3 separate regions of the Mus musculus genome follow, and all the other regions are linked to region 3. The links are chromatin loops, found by intact Hi-C in ENCODE. Cell type or tissue: left cerebral cortex. All regions are shown on one strand.

What was found. Peaks named below come from ENCODE experiments on the same cell type or tissue, not always from the same donor. Only the 100,000 strongest peaks of a DNase experiment are listed, where the experiment ranks them.
Region 1: a loop joins it to region 3, with 8 times the contacts of the local background. A loop is called at or near these places in 4 of 42 quality-filtered maps.
Region 2: a loop joins it to region 3, with 12 times the contacts of the local background. A loop is called at or near these places in 10 of 42 quality-filtered maps.

Annotation. Positions count from the first base shown.
Region 1 is chr10:112,018,441-112,026,440 of GRCm38, forward strand. Gm46179 (a long non-coding RNA gene) reads left to right here. Exons shown (of 3, transcript XR_001779642.2): 3 at 5,993-6,297. It also overlaps the pseudogene Gm7269. Among named protein-coding and RNA genes, the nearest start is that of Gm46179, 20 kb to the left of the region's middle. In left cerebral cortex, no CTCF peak of the experiment used is centred here; no DNase peak of the experiment used is centred here.
Region 2 is chr10:112,745,108-112,753,107 of GRCm38, forward strand. The region is part of intron 2 of 1700010J16Rik (RIKEN cDNA 1700010J16 gene); the gene reads left to right. Among named protein-coding and RNA genes, the nearest start is that of 1700010J16Rik, 22 kb to the left of the region's middle. In left cerebral cortex, a CTCF peak has its summit at 1,785 (motif pointing left); a DNase peak (open chromatin) is centred at 1,766.
Region 3 is chr10:112,198,858-112,206,857 of GRCm38, forward strand. It overlaps Caps2 (calcyphosphine 2), which reads left to right. Exons shown (of 18, transcript NM_001310675.1): 13 at 785-903; 14 at 1,825-1,904; 15 at 5,023-5,177. Among named protein-coding and RNA genes, the nearest start is that of Caps2, 39 kb to the left of the region's middle. In left cerebral cortex, a CTCF peak has its summit at 4,784; a DNase peak (open chromatin) is centred at 4,808.

The sequences.
Region 1 (8,000 bases), 180 kb before region 3:
GTTTTTGTCTTTGAGTTTGTTTATATAATGGATTACATTGATGGATTTTTGTATATTAAACCATCCCTGCATCCCTGGAATAAAACCTACTTGGTCAGGATGGATGATTGCTTTAATATGTTCTTGGATTCGGTTAGCGAGAATTTTATTGAGGATTTTTGCATCGATATTCATAAGAGAAATTGGTCTGAAGTTCTCTATCTTTGTTGGGTCTTTCTGTGGTTTAGGTATCAGAGTAATAGTGGCTTCATAAAATGAGTTGGGTAGAGTACCTTCTACTTCTATTTTGTGAAATAGTTTGTGCAGAACTGGAATTAGATCTTCTTTGAAGGTCTGATAGAACTCTGCACTAAACCCGTCTGGTCCTGGGCTTTTTTTGGCTGGGAGACTATTAATAACTGCTTCTATTTCTTTAGGTTATATGGGACTGTTTAGATGGTCAACTTGATCCTGATTCAACTTTGGTACCTGGTATCTGTCCAGAAATTTGTCCATTTCGTCTAGGTTTTCCAGTTTTGTTGAGTATAGCCTTTTGTAGAAGGATCTGATGGTGTTTTGGATTTCTTCAGGATCTGTTGTTATGTCTCCCTTTTCTTTTCTGATTTTGTTAATTAGGATTTTGTCCCTGTGCCCTTTAGTGAGTCTAGCTAAGGGTTTATCTATCTTGTTGATTTTCTCAAAGAACCAACTCCTCGTTTGGTTAATTCTTTGAATAGTTCTTCTTGTTTCCACTTGGTTGATTTCACCCCTGAGTTTGATTATTTCCTGCCGTCTACTCCTCTTGGGTGAATTTGCTTCCTTTTTTTCTAGAGCTTTTAGATGTGTTGTCAAGCTGCTAGTATGTGCTCTCTCCCGTTTCTTCTTGGAGGCACTCAGAGCTATGAGTTTCCCTCTTAGAAATGCTTTCATTGTGTCCCCTAGGTTTGGGTACGTTGTGGCTTCATTTTCATTAAACTCTAAAAAGTCTTTAATTTCTTTCTTTATTCCTTCCTTGACCAAGGTAACATTGAGAAGAGTGTTGTTCAGTTTCCACGTGAATGTTGGCTTTCCATTATTTATGTTGTTATTGAAGATCAGTCTTAGGCCATGGTGGTCTGATAGAATACATGGGACAATTTCAATATTTTTGTATCTGTTGAGGCCTGTTTTGTGACCAATTATATGGTCAATTTTGGAGAAGGTCCCGTGAGGTGCTGAGAAGAAGGTATATCCTTTTGTTTTAGGATAAAATGTTCTGTAGATATCTGTCAGGTCCATTTGTTTCATAACTTCTGTTAGTTTCACTGTGTCCCTGTTTAGTTTCTGTTTCCACGATCTGTCCATTGATGAAAGTGGTGTGTTGAAGTCTCCCACTATTATTGTGTGAGGTGCAACGTGTGCTTTGAGCTTTACTAAAGTGTCTTTAATGAATGTGGCTGCCCTTGCATTTGGAGCGTAGATATTCAGAATTGTGAGTTCCTCTTGGAGGATTTTACCTTTGATGAGTATGAAGTGTCCCTCCTTGTCTTTTTTGATAACTTTGGGTTGGAAGTCGATTTTATCCAGTATTAAAATGGCTACTCCAGCTTGTTTCTTCATACTATTTGCTTGGAAAATTGTTTTCCAGACTTTCACTCTGAGATAGTGTCTGTCTTTTTCCCTGAGATGGGTTTCCTGTAAGCAGCAGAATGTTGGGTCTTGTTTGTGTAGCCAGTCTATTAGTCTATGTCTTTTTATTGGGGAGTTGAGACCATTGATATTAAGAGATATTAAGGAAAAGTAATTGTTGCTTCCTGTTATTTTTGTTGTTAAAGTTGGCATTCTGTTCTTGTGGCTGTCTTCTTTTAGTTTTGTTGAGGGATTATCTTCTTGTTTTTTCTAGGGCATGGTTCCCGTCCTTGTATTGGTTTTTTTCTGTTATTATCCTTTGAAGGGCTGGATTCGTGAAGAGATAATGGGTGAATTTAGTTTTGTCGTGGAATACTTTGGTTTCTCCATCTATGGTAATTGAGAGTTTGGCTGGGTATAGTAGTCTGGGCTGGAATTTGTGTTCTCTTAGTGTCTGTATAACATCTGTCCAGGCTCTTCTGGCTTTCATAGTCTCTGGTGAAAAATCTGGTGTAATTCTGATAGGCTTGCCTTTATATGTTACTTGACCTTTTTCCCTTACTGCTTTTAGTATTCTATCTTTATTTAGTGCATTTGTTGTTCTGATTATTATGTGTCAGGAGGAATTTCTTTTCTGGTTTAGTCTATTTGGAGTTCTGTAGGCTTCTTGTATGTTCATGGGAATCTCTTTCTTTAGATTTGGGAAGTTTTCTTCAATAATTTTGTTGAAGATGTTTGTTGGTCCTTTGAGTTGAAAATCTTCATTCTCATCCACTCCTATTATGCGTAGGTTTGGTCTTCTCATTGTGTCCTGGATTTCCTGGATGCTTTGAGTTAGGATCTTTTTGCATTTTCCATTTTCTTTGATTGTTGTGCCGATGTTCTCTATGGAATCTTCTGCACCTGAGATTCTCTCTTCCATCTCTTGTATTCTGTTGCTGATGCTGGCATCTATGGTTCCAGATTTCTTTCCTAGGGTTTCTATCTCCAGCATTGCCTCACTTTGGGTTTTCTTTATTGTGTCTACTTCCCTTTTTAGGTCTAGTATGGTTTTGTTCATTTCTATCACCTGTTTGGATGTGTTTTCCTGTTTTTCTATAAGGACTTCTACCTGTTTGGTTGTGTTTTCCTGTTTTTCTTTAAGGACTTGTAACTCTTTAGCAGTGTTCTCCTGTATTTCTTTAAGTGAGTTATTAAATTCCTTCTTTATGTCCTCTACCATCATCATGAGAAATGCTTTTAAATCCAGGTCTACCTTTTCAGGTGTGTTAGGATGCCCTGGACTGGGCGAAGTGGGAGTGCTGGGTTCTGATGATGGTGAGTGGTCTTGGTTCCTGTTAGTAGTATTCTTACGTTTACCTTTCGCCATCTGGCAATCTCTGGAGTTAGTTGTTATAGTTGTCTTTGTTTAGAGATTGTTCCTCTGTTGATTTTGTTACCCTCTACTAGCAGACGTGGGAGACTAGCTCTCTCCTCTGAGTTTCAGTGGTCAGAGCAGTCTCTGCAGGCAAGCTCTCCTCTTTCAGGGAAGGTGCACAGTTATCTGGTGTTTGGACCTCCTCCTGGCTGAAGATGAAGGACCAAAACAGGATCTTTCCCAGAAGCTGTATTGCTTTGGCCAGGAAGGTGGCCGGTTGTCTGGAGCCGAAGATGGCACCGCCTCAGAAGCTCTCTGGCTCTTGCTTGTCCCAGACACGGCTGGCCTCTGTACTCCACACCGTCACCCGTGCAGCCTGCCCTCCGCAGCCTGCCCTCTGCGGAGTCCCGGAGCCAAGGAGGCTCCCACTGGGGCCTGAGGCACAAACCTCTCGGGCTGGCAGATCCCTGTGCACTCACCAGGAAGCTTTAATTTTTTATTAGGTATTTTTTTCATTTACATTTCAAAGTCTTAAGAATAAAATCTTAGTTTCTCTTGTTTAGATCATTTTATCTTACTGCCCCATATCTTTCTTATTTTTTTTATATACCCTACTGAATTTCAGAATAGATCCCCGACAAATCACACACCAAAAATATCAGTTCAAAAAAACTTTAAGTAGTTTAAAAGTTTAAAGCTGGAACATAATGTGTCAATGGCATCTGGGTCGTGGCGTCCTAGTCCATATTTACATCTTCACAGCAACTATTTTATCCAGAAAATTCTAGAGGTCTCTGGCTCCTAAACACTCCTTCTAGCACATATAATGCTGTCTGTATCGTACTACAATGAATACATTAGAAAAGAAGAGTGCAACTGTCACGAGCTTCACTAGTGACAAAAACTGTGTTGGCGATGACAGAGCAGAGAGAAAGACCTGCTAACAAGGGCAGTGCCAGCCTCAGCCAACCATCCAGGCAGTTGCTCGCTTCCTTAATGTCTGATCATGAACACTATCTCAGGACTCATCAAAATTCTAGAAGTATATATTGACTTCTGTGATGATTTGTTTTATACCTTCCTCCCTCCTCGATGATGGAATCCAATAGAGGAATTGTATGTAACACCTAGTACACTGCACTGGCTAGAAGGCCAGGCCTTAGACAATTGTAAAGATGTTTCAGTGTCCAGAGTCTATCTACATTTCCTCTGTCCCCTCTGGCTTCCCAGGGAAAGGTAATAAGACATTACTCTCACTGAGAGGTGGAAGAAGAGTTGCAAAGGATCTACACAAAGTTGTGTGTCTATGGAACAGCAGGATCTGCTCACAGATGTCAGAGCACATTCAATAGAAAATGAGGTGGAGATATGTCAGGCACTAAGCCATTAGTCTCTTCAGGATATCGTCTAGGCAAGTACAAGGACATGGTGGTTCCTGCCTATACTCCCAGACTCTGGAGATAAGGAAAGAGGATCGCCATGAGTTCTAGGGTAGCCAGGTTTGCACAGTGAGCGGCAATCTACCTGAGTTTCAGTGTGAGCCCTAGTGTAAGTGTATCTGTGTATGTACAAATGTATGTGTAGACATATGTATATATACATACAGATACACACACACACACACACACATCACATACATATCCATATGCAGATACATATGTATCATGCATCATGGCCCATGGAGATGATGAGTCAATGGGGAAAGGTACTTGCCAATCCTGACGACCTGAGTTTGAGTTGTAGGAAAAAAACTGACTTCTGCAAGTTGTCATCTTACCTCACTTGTATGCGGTATCACACACACAAACACACACTACACAAATAATTTAATATACTTTTAATTTTTAAAAATGTCAATTTTAGCCAGATGTGGTGGTGCATGCCTTTAATCCCAGCACTCGGGAGGTAGAGGCAGGCGGTTTTCAGAGTTCGAGGCCAGCCTGGTTTACAGAATGAGTTCCAGGATAGCCAGAGCTATAAGAGAAACCCTGTCTCAAAACAAAACAAAACAAAACAAAACAAAACAAAACAAAACAAAAAAACATTAAAAAATGTCAATTTTACACTTTATTTAGCTTATAATTCAACTCATATTATCAAATATTTCTAAAATTATTATTATAACTATACCCTTTTGCTTAGTATCATTAATAAAAAACTTAAATAAACTTTTAAAACTATTTTATTATTTATGTATATATTTGGGTATCGAGGTATATTTTATTAATAATTTACATATTTGTGCATTTGTGTAAGGGTAAATGCACACATGCTTATGGGTGCTCATAAAGCCCAAAAGAGGACCTCAGAGCCCTGACAGGTGGAGTTACAGAGGATTGTGAGCTACATGATGTGGGGGTTGTGAACCAAACTAACGTCCTCTGGAGTAGTGGCAGGCTCTCCTATTTGCTTAGTCATCTCCCTGGTTCCCTAAAACATTGTATGTGTGTGTGTGTATGAAAGTATATATACATATATACTTTTATATATATGTTTTAGAGGGCCAAAGAGATATATATGTATATATGTATATATTTGGGTATATATATATACACACACATATATATATATATATATTTGGATATATATAAATAAATATATATATATATATATTTGGGTATCAAGGTTTATTTTATTAATAATTTTTATTTATATATATACACAGCACCTATGTGTATGTGTGTATATATGTGTATATATATATATACACACATGCAAAGATAACAAGAGACAAGCTTTATTGGCAACAGTCTCTATTAAGGAAGAATGTGTGGATTTTATGGAAAATAAATAATATTTTTAAGATTCAGGTGATTGGGATTTATCAGTGATTCACTATTCACTTAAGTGTCTCTGATTAAAAAAATATTCAACAAAATATGTACTGTTTCTATATAAAATTTGGAAGTATCTCAAATACTGTTCTAAATGATGATGAGGAAAATCGTGTGTGAGAGTGTAGAAGACACAGCATACCCTGAATGGCCTGTAGCACCAACTGATCATGAGCCTCCGGACTGACTGCCTCTTCTTCCCCATGTTCTGCAGAGGCCGCTCTGAAGTGAGAACAGACAGGCTAAGCTGTGCTCCCTGACTCCAGACTCAACGATTCTCTCAACAGCTGTGGAGGCGTACAAGCTAGAGGAAGCCCCACTTCTGCCCATTGCCATTGATTCCATGGAGAATTAAATCCAGAGCTATAAAAGCACTCCAATCTTTGAAGATATTAATTTTCATAACTGCTTTAATGTTTTTAAATATGTAACTATAACTATCTATTTAAAAGCAGCTTTAGCTTACAAAGTATAAACTGTAAATAGACTTTTAATGCCTTGAAGATGCATTAAGATTCTCAGAGCTAGATTATAGACTACACTCCCATATATATATATACACATATATATATAATTTCAATTATTACCATTTAAATAATAATTACTGTCAAGTATCATTCAGCAAGAAGAATGTGCATTTCTATTATATAAAATAGTCTTCAATGTAATTTTTTATTTGTAACATTATTGTTTCACTATATATATATTTGTCAATGAATGAATTGTATCACCATAGGGGTCTTGGCTTTTTGTGCTATAAAAGATATCACACTAACAATGTAGGAAACAGTTATGATGCTGGGCTGATAACCTATCTTTTAAAGCCCCACTTTTGATAGCATTTAAAAAAATAAAAGAACAAATTAATAAATTCTCTTGATTATAAAATAGAACAATTTTAAAATTTTAATTGCCACATCTGTTTCAAAGCATGAAGTAAGCTTGATTATAATACAGGACATAATATAGATATATACAGCTATGATTTGTAAACTATAAACATTCGGAATTGTGAAATGCTTTGTGATAGAAACTCCTTTAGAGGTCAAAATTATGCTGTTATCATGTACTTTCAAAATGACACATGCATTTAACTTACTTCAGAGAATTCAAAGCTACTTGATCAATATTTGTAATTTGAAGTCTAAGCAATGCATTTTCTTTTATGGTCTTTGGAAGGCTAGGTTGATCACAGCTCAAAAATGTCAAGGTTGCACCCTGAGGAAATGAACAGACAAAAAAATGTTTTAAAGCTAGAAAATATCCAAAAATAAAATACAACTCATTCTGATGGAAGAGACTTGGTTTTTATCATAGTTGCCTTGGTATGTTCTAAATGTGGCCAAAATATAGTAGATTCGAAGAATATTTAAGGACTATATCCAACTAATACTATAGAAAAATGAAGTAATCTCCCCCCCCCCAAAAGCCCCTAGCACAGTATACAACAGTCATGTGACTAAAAGAGAATCCTTGTATTATTAGATAAGAACCACAGAAGCTATGGCATGAGTTCTGCTGAATGTGTGGTGATCTCTGTGATGGTCAGTTTGGTCAACATGACATAATATGCAGAAATGCCTGGGAAAGGAGTCTCAGTTTGGAACTGTCTATATTAGGCTGACCTGCGAGCATGAGGGGGCGTTATTTTCATAACATTGAGTTGGAAAGATCCATCCACTGTGGGTGGCATCATTCCCTAGGCTAGATCCTAGGATGTCTAACAGTGGAGAAAGCAAGGTGAGACCTAACATGTGTGCAGTATTGGTTCATCATTCTCTGCTCTTGGCTGTGGATATGACATTACATGTTTCTTCAAGATCCTGCCCTGCCACCTTGAGTTTTCTGTGATGGTGACTTACAATCGGGAATTGCCAGCCAAATAAGCCTTTTCTCCCTCCTTTTTCATGGTATTTTATCACAGCAACAGAACAACAACAACAACAACAACAACAACAACAACAACAACAGTCCTGGGTAAAGAAAAACCCAATTAGTTCCCGGCAGGCATCGCGTCTATTTCTAGAAAAACAAGATGATGCCAATGATATTTAAAAATAGTAATTTTTTTAAAAAGTAAGTGATAAACTAAGATCATACTTCTCAAGTGGCAATACTGTAACCCCCTTAGGTGTGCGTCAGTTAATAAGGGTTGCTGCAGATTCTGGGGAAAATGTGCTATGGCTTACAGAAATCTCCAACTGAGCTAGATTTCGATAAAG
Region 2 (8,000 bases), 550 kb after region 3:
CTTGAGACAGGGAGCTAGGAAGTAAGAGTGTCTGTGATCTAACAGTTATTGTGAACAACAATCAGATTTGATCATATTTATTATAGTCTATATAATAATAATAGATTTTTTAAAACATATAACTTAATTAACTTAATTTATTAATTCAATCAAACAGTTAACATTTCTGACATTTTCATTCCACCAGTGATCACCAATCTCTGAGACACCAGCTACACTACTATGTATCCTCAGACTCATCTGATTTACATAACACCTTAACGTTTTTATTTAAGGAAATTGGAGGAAAGGTTACTTGAAGCAATTAGTTTTGTAATAAAATCTTTCAAGTGAGAAAATAACACTGTATTTCTCCATGGAAAGTTATTACAAATTCTTGGCACCCTTCCTCCCAAAATAATTTATGCTATATTAGAAACACACCCGTGTGCCCACACACACACAAACTGTGATTACCACAGTTAAGTCCTCTGGGTGCTAGATTTACATGATTAATAAAGCACTGAAAATATATAGCAGCACATGTGTTATAAAATAATCATAGCTAGTATTTGCCACACATACACACACGCACACTCATACACACACACAAACACACACACTGCAGGATTGTCTATGTGCCTGGGCTATATCAGGGAATTAAAAGAGTCCTTTGTCCTTTTGGCATTTACACTTTAGAATAGAAAATAAATGTTATAAGCATGTAAACCATCATGTAGCATATTGGAGGAACTTCAATAGTTAAAAATAGTACATAGGTTAAAAGGTAGAGAAAGTAGGGGAAAGAACTTGCAATTTTACATGGGTGGATCAGAGTCTACTTAGGGAACCAGTGACATTTTAGGAAAGAGCAAAGGAGTGGATGGAATGGTTGAATAGGCACTGGAAAAAAAAAAGACTTCCCAGACTCACACAATTCATGTGAAGACCCCAAATTAGTGTCAATAGTCAAATTACTGTGTATAGTCCATAGAGAGAAGTGGTAGAGTAAGATTGTATCTAACAAGAGCAGTGGGGAGTTGGCACAAGAGGGCTCAGAGGTATTGGAAAGACACTGGCCAGCATTTTCAGTTCAAGGTGGAACTATTTGGAAGGTTTTAAAGATGGAATAGCATGGTGCACTTTCATTCCTAAGAGATGATTTGAGTTTTTTTACTGAGCATAGACTGGAGCATCCTCTTTAGGTGGCTTCTATGGTGCTGCAAATTAGGAATGACAAGAAGGTAGCATGCAATACTGAGAAGTATATTCTCAAGTATTTTGGAATGATTTACAGGTAGGTGAAAGATTAGCCATAAGGCTTCAAGGGAGAAGTGGAGAAGACTCCAAGATGTCTTCCTTGAACAGACATAAGGCTAATGTCCTCAGCCGAAATAAGACGTGGTTTGGGAGTGGGAGGTCTCACAAAGCAGAAAGGTTGTTCTGATAGAATTCCAGATGTCTTTCAGGCAGCTGAGGGGAGATACTGAGAAGATATAAATCTAAACTTAAGATAATAGATGTGAACAAACAAATCCACAACAGTTGACTTGTTTGTATACCGTCTAAAAGAGGTTCAGGTTTAATATTCCAATGACACAATGAATGCACATGGAGTGAGGTTTTGAAATATTCCACTATTTATTGTGAAGCTATAAAGCATAGTCCACACATTTCATCTGCCAGTATGTACTTGTAAAAATGTCCTTGATAAATTAACCTTTAAGCTCAATGGCCCAGCCATTAAGCAGTCACAATAACAGTATGTAATGTAGCTAAAATCAAAAGACTACACTGTGAGCTCCCTCTGCTGTTAGAAATTCACCAACATAGAAAACTGGCTAATACTCATGAGACTTAGCTAAATCAAACATGAATTTGAAGTATAAGCAAATTGAGTTTACAGGCTCACTTGTTTCTTCTGTCTTAGGTTAAAATCGTATTAAGATAGTTGGATAAACACTGGGGTGAAAGATTTTGAGAATTTAGAAGCAATCACATTATTTACATTTTTAAATTTTATTGTATTTTTAATTCATTTTTTACACTTCATATTCCAATCCCCTCCTTCCCCATCCACCTTCCACATCCCACACATCCTCCCCACCCTGTCTCCACATGGATGACCCCACCCTCCACACTGCCTGACCTCTAGGGATAAAAATGGAGAGAAGCCTGAGGAAAAGAAGGTCCAGCAACAGGCCCAAAGTGTGACCCAGCTCAAGGGGAGGCCCCAAGGCCTGACACTATTACTGAGGCTATGGAACACTCACAAAAAGGGATCTAGCATGAGACCCAACAAGCTGCTTAAAGAGTCAGATGCAGATATTTGCACCCAACCAATGAACAGAAGCAGCTGACCCCTGTTGTTGAATTAGGGAAAGGCTGAAAGAAGCCGAGGAGAAGGGCGATCCTGTAGGAGGACCAGCAGTCTCAATTCATCTGGACCCCCGAGATCTCTCAAACACTGGACCACCAAACAGACAGCATACACCAGCTGGTTTGAGGCCACCAACACACATACAGTAGAGGACTTCCAGGTCAGTGTTCATTCAGAGATGATGCACCTAACCCTCAAGACACATCATTTACATATTAAAAGGAACACAGTTACTTATTTATCAGTGGAACCATCCAGCATCCAGACAAGAAGCAGAATAAGATAGAAACTCTACTTTTCAAAAGGAAAATCATGAACATGCTGCTGTTTCCCAGGGCTACAGATATTTTCCTTAAAAATTATTTTTTTATATTTGGTAACTATCACATAGAGTGGCTAGCCATTTTGATAAGTTAGTTGGTAGTTAACTGGTAGGCGACAGTGATCTTAACTGTAATCTTTACCGATGATGTTAAATTAATAAAATGGTACATTTTATCTATAGAATAAGATTTCAAATTTGAATCCAACATTTCTGCCTCTAACAAATTATAAGCAGTAACAGTAGCACCTTGCTTTGCTACTTAATACTTTGTAATGTAATAGTGTATCCAGTTATAAAAAGAATACCTATGTAACAATCGCCTGTGGATATAGTAAGGCATAAGCTAAACTTGGGGGAAAATGTGCTTCATAACTCTACACACAGCACAGTCAAGACTCAACGATTTAAAGGATGCTATAGTTGCCCATGAATGAATATGTAATGTTGTTGAACAGGACACCATAGCAGTGAAACCATACAACTGAGCTGTTCCAGGTTCTTCTCTCCGTGTTCTTTAGCTTTTCACTTTAGAGACTAAGTAAAATACTAGTATGTCTCCATTGCACTGGACACTTCACTTTCTGTTATATGAGTACATGACTTTCTTTTTCAAATTGTAGCTGACTGACTCCCTTGGTTAATGTAGATGCCCATCTTTGTTAATTAAGAAATGCAGTTTCCAAAAACAAATTGCTTTGTGTCTGGACTTTGCTATCTTTGTTGGTCTTTTGAGGAACCATTCAACCTTCAGAGGTTTATTTTTTTTTGCCTCTGGCTATTTGAAATAACTGGAAATGGATAGGAGTCTAATAGTAGCAACCAAATAACATATAAATCAATACATTTGGAGTTTGTAATACAGTTTGGGATACAAAAGAAATATTCTCTATATACTGTGGGTGCCTATATTTTATAACTACTGTATTTTACTTAGTGCTATGGCATATTTTAACTGTCAATTATTTTGTGCATCTATTATTTAGCAGACATCAATTTATCTAATGGTAACAAATTGTAACATTTGTGTGTGCATGTGTGTATGTGCTTGTGCATGTGCGTGTGCATGTGAGTGTGTGTGTGTGTGCGTGTATTATGCTCAGAACCTAAGTAAATGGATGGCAGAAGAGAAGCCAGCAATAAGCATTGGTCACCTTAAGTACAGATATATCAGTGATGCTTTTTAGTGATTATTAAGAGCTGAAAACTTAATTTTAAAATAGAAATTGTTAGAAAGCAGTATACTATTGTTTTCTGAGTGTTTAATAAAATTAGTCACTTAGACATAATAAAAAATGAATCAAATAACTTGTTATAGTACAGAACTCTGTGAACTCTTTTTATTGTGTCTTCATTACTGACCTCATTACTAAAGGAAACAGGAGTCAGAAGGGGCAGGTAAGATAATGGTCGAAACTAAGGCAACTAGGCTACGTCTTTTTGCTTGTGTGTCTTTCGTTTTCCTTCCATCAGTTAAAATTCTTAGATGAAACTGATAAACTCTAAATACTCACCTACAGTTATGTGCTTTCTCCAGTAAAGATCTACATTCTAAACTTTCCCAAATAGTATCACCAGCTGTGCGGACCAAATGTTCAAATGTAGGAGCCCATGGAAGACTCATTTAAACCACAACAGCTGGCTCTGAAGAAGAAGAAAAAAAAAAACTAAACTAGAAGTGGACACATGTTCAACAAAACATCAGTTAAAAAGATCAACCACCTAGTGCAAAAGTAACAGGTATTTTTTTTTTACATAATTAAAGGAAAACACAATAATACTGCATGCTAATGAGTTGTTACTGCTTTAGAAGAAAGATAAATGGCAGCTCACTGATTAAGCCTCCCTGTTCTTTCTATGAAGATTCTATTCATTCACTTAGGTTAGGTGCTTTTCTCTTCCATAGTCTTTAAACAGAAGAGATATGTAAGTTCAGAGATTTGGGAAGTAGGATTGGCAGTTACCTAGATGCCTGTCAGCCAGAGAAGATGGGTAACAATCAAGCACCCAACCAATTCCAGACCAGTGAATAGACACAAGGCAATAGGAAACTTTCTGGAGGGAAACAGAACAGATGGAGAGAAAAATTCCCCGGGGGAAAGAATGGTCCAGGCACTTGGGTTTGCAGGAGGTAAATTAGGTAGATCAAAAAGTGTAGCAGCCAATTTCAATTCCTCTGGTGCTTATGAACATAAAATCTACACACTGTATGGTACCTGGAACATAGGACCACAGGAAAATATTTTTTCTGAATACACATTCTTGGAGTGCTGGGCCTGAGCACTGTATAGAAAAGATTGGGAAGATGAACGGCAAATGCTACAGTGTAGAACCATCTTGTAATAGTTGATAACATGGGTCGAGTACCTCCTCTAATAAGCCTGGGTAAATCTGAAAAGATTTTTACAAACATGTGTGTGACATCTAGAAAATTGTACAACTGGAAGATGAGTGATACAGGTTTCTGATATGACAAGCGATGACTTCTGATATGCCTATATTGATTAAGAATTACAAAAGACAGAGGAGCTAAAAAAGATTGATAGGGGGGCTAAGTGTACTCCCTGGAGATTTGATATAGCTGTCTCCTCTGCCAGTACCTGATAAATACAGAGGTGGATGCTCTCTGCCAAGCATTGGACTGAGCACAGGGTCCCCAATGGAGGAACTAGAGAAAGGACCCAAGAAGCTGAAGGGGGTTGCAGCTCCATAGGAGGAACAGCAGTGTGAACCAATTAGTACCCCCAGAGATCCGAGGGACTAAATCGCCAACCAAAGAGTACACATGGAGGGACCCATGGCTTCAGCTACATATGTAGCAGAGAATGGCCTTGTTGGTCATCAATGTGAGGAGAGGCCCTGGGTCCTGTGAGGGCTTGATGCCTCAGTGTAGGGGAATGCCAGGACCATGAAGTAGGAGTGGGTGGATTGGTGAACAGGGGGAGGGAAGAGGGGATAGAGAGTTTCAGAAGGGAAACCAGGAAAGGGGATAACATTTGAAATGCAAATAAAAATATCTAATTATAGAAAAGAAAAGAAAAGAAAAAGAAAATTAGGGCTTAAAATATGGGATTATTAGTTGTACCTACAACCATTATGTTAGGAACACACACACACACAAACCTATTTTTTTAATTAGGTATTTATTTCATTTACATTTCCAATGCTATCCCAAAAGTCCTCGACATGCACCCCCACCCACTCCCGCAGCAACCCACTCCCACTTCTTGGCCCTGGCGTTCCCCTGTACTGAGGCATATAAAGTTTGCATGACCAATGGGCCTCTCTTTCCAGTGATGGCAGACTAGGCCATCTTTTGATACATATGCAGCTAGAGTCAAGAGCTCCGGGGTACTGGTTAGTTCATAATGTTGTTCCACCTATAGGGTTGCAGATCCCTTTAGCTCCTTGGCTACTTTCTCTAGCTCCTGCATTGGGAGCCCTGTGATCCATCCATTAGCTGACTGTGAGCATCCACTTCTGTGTTTGCTAGGCCCCGGCATAGTCTCACAAGAGGCAGCTATATCTGGGTCCTTTCAATAAAATCTTGCTAGTGTATGCAACGGTGTCAGCTTTGGAAGCTGATTATGGGATGAATCCCTGGATATGGCAGTTTGTAGATGGTCCATCCTTTCGTCTCAGCTCCAAACTTTGTCTCTGTAACTCCTTCCATGGGTGTTTTGTTCCCAATTCTAAGAAGGAGCAAAGTATCCACACTTTGGTCTTCGTTCTTCTTAAGTTTCCTGTGTTTTGCAAATTGTATCTTATATCTTGGGTATTCTAAGTTTCTGGACTAATATCCACTTATCAGTGAGTACATATTGTGTGAGTTATTTTGTGATTGGGTTACCTCACTCAGGATGATGCCCTCCAGGTCCAACCATTTGCCTAGGAATTTCATAAATTCATTCTTTTTAATAGCTGAGTAGTACTCCATTGTGTAAATGTACCACATTTTCTGTATCCATTCCTCTGTTGAGGGGCATCTGGGTTCTTTCCAGTTTCTGGCTATTATAAATAAATAAGGCTGCTATGAACATAGTGGAGCATGTGTCCTTCTTACCGGTTGGAACATCTTCTGGATATATGCCCAGGAGGGGTATTTCGGGATCCTTCGGTAGTACTATGTCCAATTTTCTGAGGAACCGCCAGACTGATTTCCAGAGTGGTTGTACAAGCTTTCGATCCCACCAACAATGGAGGAGTGTTCCTCTTTTTCTCCACATTGGCACAACAATCAAAGAAAATGCAAAATGCAAAAAACAAAAAAAAACTATTTTAAAATGCCAGTTTTAAGTTAAATTCAACTATATTAATTTACTATTGAGATCATTAGAAGAACTGTCAATTTGATATCATGAGATACTACACAGGGGTTTCCAATAATTCAGAGTATTGCCATCATAAATCCTTCTTTGTTTGTTGTGATTTTTAAAGGCATTAGAGAGATTCCAGATTTGATCTTTTACTCACATGTCTTACATTTAAGGAAGCTATTTATTGCTCTTTTTCTAAATTAATGGATTTTGAAAATTTTTTCATAGTCTCTCTACCTTTCCAAAGCAAGACAAGAATCAGCTAGGCTTGTATTTATTTCTATAATCTCTCCATTGTCAATCCATCCAGGTGGAAACAATTCATGTAGCCTCAATTCATAAGCTAGGGATATTAATTAAATGTCAGGGAAGTTTTACAATTACTGAGCTAAAGTAGTGGTTTGGAACCACTTAAAAAACAAATGTCTAGGTACATTGTGAAGAGTTAGCTAGCTTCTGGATTTGTCTGTGATGGGTGTGTTAATCAGATTAATTGATGTAATCAGACTTCACTAAAAGTGGACAGCAGCATCACCATGGCAGGAATATACGTATACACACACATATATTCCATATGTATATGAATATATATTCATATATACATATCTATATGAACCAATGTGTGTACATTTTATTACTAAAAATATCTTTTAATCATACCTTTAGTTTGATTTATGTGTTAAAATATTCACTCACTTGAATTGTAAGTTCAGGGTATCTGGTCGAGTTAAAGAGTTGTGTATCCATCACCACAAACCAAATTTCTAGCAGTTGTACTACTTCCAACAGACCCCAATACCACTGATGGGTCCCTTCCAGTTACTGTTGGCAATCCCACCACTATATCCCTCTTTATGTGTCTATGGTTTTATATCCTCTAGATATTTCATTCTAATGATGTATGATACAGTACTGGGTCTTTTCCATCTGGCTTCTTTCATGTGTTAGAAGCTTGAGGATATTGTTGCATTTCCAAATATCTACTCTTCATATTTCTTAAGTT
Region 3 (8,000 bases):
GGCATCATCTTTCTGTGAATCAAGAGCTCTTGTCCTGAATTTGGGGATTGTCTTAGGGTTTCTTGTTGTTGTTGTTGTTCTGTTGCTGTGATAAAATACCATGAAAAAAGAGAGAGAAAAGGCTTATTTGGTGGCAAGTCCAGATTGCAAGTCACCATCACAGAAAACTCGAGGTGGTAGGAACTTGAAGAAACATGTCATGTTATATCCACAGTCAAGAGCAGAGAATGATGAACCAATACTGCACACATGAGAGGGCTCAACATGCTTTCTCCACTGTTAGACATCCTAGGATCCCCTGCCTAGGGAATGATGCCACCCACAGTGGGTGGATCATTCCAACTGAATGTTAAGAGCCTAACACCCACTCATGCTCACAGGTCAGCCTAATATAGACAGTTCCACACTGAGACTCCTTTCCCAGGCAATTCTGGATATTATGTCATGTTAAGCAAACTGACCATCACAGAGATCACCACACATTCAGCAGAACTCATGCCATCCCTTCTGTGGTTCTTATCTAGTACATGGATTACCTTTTAGTCACATGACTATTGTATACTGTGTTAGGGTTTTCTTTTGGGGGGATTAGTTCATTTTTCTATAGTATTAGTTGGATGTAGTCCTTAAATACTCTTTAAATCTACTATATTTTGGTCACATTAGAACATACCAAGGCAACTATGATAAAAACCAAATCTCTTCCATCAGAATGAGCTGTATTTTAATTTTAGGTATTTTCTAGCTTTAAGACTTTTTTTTTTTCGTCTGTTCATTTCCTCAGGGTGCAACTTTGACATTTTTGAGCTGTGATCAACCTAGCCTTCCAAAGACCATAAAAGAAAATGCATTGCTTAGACTTCGAATTACAAATATTGATCAAGTAGCTTTGAATTCTCTGAAGTAAGTTAAATGCATGTGTCATTTTGAAAGTACGTGATAACAGCGTAGTTTGAATCTCAAAAGGAGTTTCTATCACAAAGCAATTCACATTTCAGAAGGCTTATACTTTACAAATCATAGCTGTGTATATCTGCATTATGTCCTGTATTATAATCAAACTTACTTCATGATTTGGAACATATATGGCAATTAAAAATGTAAAATTGTTCTGTTTTATAATCAAGAGAATGTATTAATTTGTCCTTTTATTTTTTAAAATGCTATCAAAAGTGGGGCTTTAAAAGTTAGGCTATCAGTTCAGCATCATAACTGTTTCCTACATTGTTGGTGTAATATCTTTTATAGCACAAAAAGCCAAGGCCCCTATGGTGATACAATTTATTCATTGACAAATATATATATATATATATATATATATATATATATATATATATATATATATATATAGTGAAACAATAATGTTACAAATAAAAAATTACATTGAAGGCTATTTTAAATAATAGAAATGCACATTCTTCTTGTTGAATGACACTTGACAGTAATTATTATTTAAATGGTAATAATTGATATTATATATATATATGTATATATATGAGAGTGCAGTCTATAATCTAGCTCTGAGAATCTTTATTAATGCATCTTCAAGGCATTAAAAGTCTATTTACAGTTTATACTTTGTAAGCTAAAGCTGCTTTTAAATAGATAGTTATAGTTACATATTTAAAAACATTAAAGCAGTCATGAAAATTAATATCTTCAAAGACTGGAGTGCTTTTATAGCTCTGGATTTAATTCTCCAGGGAATCAAAAGCAATGGGCAGAAGTGGGGCTTTCTCTAGCTTGTACGCCTCCACAGCTGTTGAGAGCATCATTGAGTCTGGAATGGGGAAGCAAAGCTTAGCCTGTCTGTTCTCACTTCAGAGCTGCCTCTGCGGAACATGGGGAAGAAGAGGCAGTCAGTCCGGAGGCTCATGATCAGTTGGTGCTACAGGCCATTCAGGGTATGCTGCGTCTTCTACAATCTCACACATGATTTTACTCATTATCATTTAGAATTGTATTTGAGATACTTCCAAATTTTCAATTTACAATTTTTATTTTTTAAGAAAGTACACAATATACTTTATAGAAACATTTTACATATATATATTTGAGATGGTACAGTGACTTTATTTATGTGAATGGCTTATTTCATTTTATACAATGCCTCCACATTTATCCAAGTTGTCATAAATGGTAGGACCCCTCATTCATAGCTGACTTGCATTCTACAGTGCATGAATATGCATTTTCTTTTTTTGAGCCTTCTAAACAATTTTTATTAGATATTTTCTTCATTTACATTTCAAATGCTATCCTGAAGTCCCCTATACCCTCCCCCCACCCTGCTCCCCTGCACACCCACTCCCACTTCTTGGTCCTGGTGTTCCCCTGTACTGGGGTATATAAAGTTTGCTAGACCAAGGGGCCTCTCTTCCCAATGATGGCCAACTTGGCCATCTTCTGCTATATATGCAGCTAGAGACACAACCTCAGGGTTATTAGTTAGTTCATATTGCTGAAACATTATATATATATTGTTAAATATATATATTTTAATCAGAGATATTTATGTGAATGTTGAATCACTGATAAATCCCACCTGAATCTTAAACATAGAATTTATTTTCCGTAAACATCCACACATTGTTCCTTAATAGAGACTGTTGCCAATAAAGCTTGTCTGTTGGTATCTTTGTGTGTGTGTGTGTACACACACATATACATATGCACACATATATATGTACATATATATATATATATATATATATATATATATATATATACTTTCATGTATATATACATATATAATATACACACACACATACACATGGGTACTATGTATATCTTTATCCCACTAAAACTTTTATATATATATATGTGTGTGTGTGTGTGTATACATATATATGTATGTATATATATATATATATGTATGTATATATATATATACACATATACAAATACATATACATACATACACATATATACATATACATACACATACATACATATATGTGTGTATATGTATATATGTGTATGTGTGTGTGTGTATATATATATAATGTTTTAGGGGGCCAGGGGATGACTAAGCAAATAGGAGGGCCTGCCACTACGCTAGAGGACGTTAGTTTGGTTCACATCCCCCACATCATGTAGCTCACAATTCTCTGTAACTCCACCTGTCGGGGCTCTGAGGTGCTCTTTTGGACTTTATGAGCACCCATAAGCGTGTGTGCATTTACCCTTACACAAATGCACAAATATGTAAATTATTAATAAAATAAACCTTGATACCCAAATATATACATAAATAATAAAATAGTTAAAAAGTATTTTCAAGTTTTTTATTAATGGTACTAAGCAAGAGGGTGTAGTTATAATAATAATTTTAGAAATATTTGATATTATGAGTTGAATTATAAGCTAAATAACGTGTAAAATTGACATTTTTAAAAATTAAAAGTATATTAACTTGTTTGTGTAGTGTGTATTTGTGTGTGTGATACAGCATACAAGTGAGGTAAGATGACAACTTGCAGATGTCAGGTTTTTTCCTACAACTCAAACTCAGGTTGTCAGGATTGGCAGGTACCTTTCCCCATTGACTCATCATCTCCATGGGCCATGATACATATGTATCTGCATATGGATATGGATATATATATATGTGTGTGTGTGTGTGTGCATATATATGTGTATCTGTATGTATATATACATACATGTCTATCTACACATACATTTGTACATACACAGATACACTTACACTAGGGCTCACACTGAAACTCAGATAGATTGCCGCTCACTGTGCAAACCTGACTGCTCTAGAACTCACGGCAATCCTCTTTCCTTATCTCCAGAGTCTGGGAGTATAGGCAGGAACCACCATGTCCTTGTACTTGCCTAGACGATATCCTGAAGAGACTAGTGGCTTAGTGCCTGACATATCTCCACCTCATTTTCTATTGAATGTGCTCTGACGTCTGTAAGCAGATCCTGCTGTTCCGTAGACACACAACTTTGTGTAGATCCTTTGCAACTCTTCTTCCACCTCTCGGTGAGAGTAATGTCTTATTACCTTTCCCTGGGAATCCAGAGGGGACAGAGGAAATGTAGATAGACTCTGGACACTGAAACATCTTTACAATTGTCTAAGGCCTGGCCTTCTAACCAGTGCAGTGTAGTAGGTGATACATACAATTCCTCTATTGGATTCCATCATCGAGGAGGGAGGAAGGTATAAAACAAATCATCAGAGAAGTCAATATATACTTCTAGAATTTTGATGAGTCCTGAGATAGTATTCGTGATCAGACATTAAGGAAGCGAGCAGCTGCCTGTATGGTTGGCTGAGACTGGCTCCGCCCTTGTTAGCAGGTCTTTCTCTCTGCTCTGTCATCGACAACACAGTTTTTGTCACTAGTGAAGCTCGTGACAGTTGCACTCTTCTTTTCTAATGTATCCATTGTAGTACAATACAGACAGCATTATATGTGCTAGAAGGAGTGTTTAGGAGCCAGAGACCTCTAGAATTTTCTGGATAAAATAGTTGCTATGAATATGTAAATATGGACGAGTATGCCAAGACCCAGATGTCATTTCACACATTTTGTTCCAGATTTCAACTTTTAAACTACTTAAAGTTTTTTGAACTGATATTTTTGGTGTGTGATTTGTCAGGCATCTATTCTGAAATTCAGTAGTGTAAATAAAAAAAAATAGGAAAGATATGGGGCAGTTAGAAAAGATGATCTAAACAAGAGAAACTAAGATTGTAATCTTAAGACTTAGATTACTTGCTTATGAATAGAGAGGAACATTGTCTCCCTGTATGTAGCATGCGACACTTTCACCACACAGTGGTGCTGTGGCTCTGCTGTATCATGAATATGCAGTTGTGTCTGACATTGTGGTTATTAAAAACATTCTCCTTTCCAAAGTCAGCCCTACGCATGTATTCATTGAATATTCACATCTTCTTTTCCATTATTATCAACTTATTTTCTCAGAAGAGAAACAACTGCAATTTGAAAGCTTGGTGCACAGAAGCAATTAGCTCCCCTCTCTCTTTTTACTAAACAGATAAATTGAAAGAACAACTGCACAAGAAGGGTGCTCGTATTTTGACTGGATTGGGAAGATACTTCCAAGGTTTGGACAAGGAAGGGAATGGGCTTTTAGAAAAGGCAGATTTTCAGCAAGCTCTGAAAACCTTTCACTTGGAAGTGTCTGAACAGGTATGTACCACACAGCATTTTCTGCTCTGGGTGTATTCTTGCATGGCCTTGCTCACTTTTCTAATGAAATTCTAATAGCCTATTTTTTAAAACCCTCTGCTATCAGGGTTATGCCACGAGGCCACAAGTCTCATTTATTTTTAAAATGTTTACATCTATCCCTTTATCATATGCTTCTGAAGTGTTTTATAGCCAGGCATATTGTTAAACTCTGTAATGACGTACTCTTCATCTCGAAATCTTCAAAACTGAAGAAAGTGGTCAATACATGCATCAAACAGAGAAGGCGGCTTTAGGAACCTGTGTGGTGGTACTCACTTCCAAGCTAAGTTATCAGGAAGGAGCTCTAAGATGTTGGCAGGACCCCTGGGGGAGGATGCATCAGGCTGGGTTGTGAATAATGAGGAAGAATTAACCAGGCAAGGGTAGAGAAGAATAATAGCAGACAGTGGATCTCCCAAGAAGAGGGGTTCCTGACTCAGAGAATGGTCATTTCCTGGAAAGGAGAAGCAGTCTCCCAGCATGAAGTGTGGCTCTTCCCTAAGCCACAGGGACTTACTTCACTCTGACATGAATCACACTAGATCTCTGTGTTCTAGATTTTTCTCATCATTTGGGCCACAGCTTTCCTTAACAGAGGAGCTCTGCTGCCTGAACTCCGATCCTTTCTGTATCAGCGTCCATTTTAGTTTCTTCACAGCAAGTTGTGTCTGTAAGTGAAATGTCACATCCCATCCAGATGGGGACCAAGGTGGCTCAGGTTCCTGCTCTTTATTTAGCACCTTGAACTGAGTCTTCCATGGCAAACACGGGCACAGTAGCACATCACTGGGGCAATTAGACGGGAGAGTGGGAGAGATTAAGTTTGTTGCCCCAAAGCCTTGTATGCTATACTTGCAAGTTTTGCTTGTAGGTTAAAAGTACACAAATGATTCAGATGTGGATTCTTTTGTACTTTTCTCTTTTGCTGAACAAAACAATTGTTTTGTCACATGATGTAGTACGTGTCTGAAATTTAGGTTCATGTAAAAGCATAATCACTTAGCCATGTGACACACAAGTGTTCTGACTTTTCTTATTGACAGGCCCTGCCTGTGCAATTGTGAGACAGTTGCTATGTCTAGGATGGCAGAGAAGCTCTAATAAAAAAAAAATCACATGGGAATTTGCTTTATCAACTGTAAAATTCGGTGTCAGGGTGACATGGCTTATCACTGTTGGGACACAATTGTCCTTTGGATTGTTGTGATAATAACATTGAAGCTTGTGGTGTGTCTGGTGAGACAGACCAGGGACCATCCACCTTACCACCTTTCTTTCATAGATGAACAAAATAAAACAAGAGTAGGAAATTAGAATTCACTGGTATATCTTTGTTAAACAGACAGGTCAATCGCAACTGATAGAGGCCCAGGGTCCACATAGCTTGTCCCCTGGAATGTGGGAAAGTACTGCATTCCTCTGGTGCTTCTGTATTTGTTCGTGAAATGTTTATAACTAGTGAACAGGACTAATTATTCTAAGATTTCTGCCTTGATTACTTTTCTAGTGTTGTGACAAAACTCCATGGCCAAGGCAATTTATAAAAGAAAGTGTTTAGCTGGAGGCTGTTAGTGCCCGAGAATGTTAAAGTCCAGGACCCTCATGGTGTGGAGCATGGCAGCAGGCAGGCAGGCAGACATGTCACTGGAACAGTAGAGATCCTACAGGTTGACACGACAATCATAACACAAAATTCGAGAGCTAACGAGGAATGGCATGGTCTTTTGAAATCTCAAAGCCCAGCCTCAGGGTCATACCTCCTTCAAGAAGGCCACACCTTCTAATCCTTCCCAAACAGTTCCACCAATGGGGACTGAAACATTCAAATATATGAGCCTATAGGGGCCATTTTCATTCAAACCATCACAATTACTAAGAAGGATAATGTAAGCATGCAAGTTTCATACTTTCTCATATGTTTTGTTTTATGTAAACTTGATTTTTTTTTTTTTGGAATCGGTCCTAGAGTCTTATACATGCAAAGTAAGTATCATACCATTGATCTACATTTCCAGCCATATCACCTATTTTAACTAATATTTTTATTTTGCTTCTTGTTATATCACCTATGCAATATACATGCTTATGCAACCATAAGTGCATACAGGGAGATGTGAGAATAAGATTTCACCAGCCCTGGTCTCACTGTGAAGTAGATCATATTTGTAAAAAGACACAGTTGTTCGCTCTTATTTTAAATAAAAAGTGGTATGTTCTGCAAAGAGCCAAGTTTACATAGAAATATTATCAATGAAGCAAAAATTCCAATTGAATTAGTTTCTATTCTGAATCACATGTAGACACATAATTTTTTTGTTACTAAATTGCACTACTTAATTTTTGAAAATCCTTCTTCTGAGCCTTGAGAAGTCCTTTTAAGTCTGATATTCTTTAAGTGAACATGTTTGCCTCGTGTTTGTTTTGACTCATGATTCGTAAAAGTGAAACTCAGACTCGGCTATAACTCAACTATACATACACATATTTTTCTTTGTAATGCATGAGGCATTTTGACACACAAAAAATAACGGTATAGGGAGGCTGGGTCTGTTGAATCTTAGCTTTCTAATTACAGTTTTATTTGAAAAGATTAGGAATTGGAAGAGAATAATTCCTGAGTATCTGCTTGCCAACTTGGGTGTTTTATTTACAGCCTCATTGAAAGTCAACATCGTGATAGAATCATTGAGAATATATTTCTCTGAGCTTCAATAAAGGAATACTGTAACTTCTTTTGTTATTACGAACACTGAGTAGAATAGGGTTTTAAACAGCACCTTT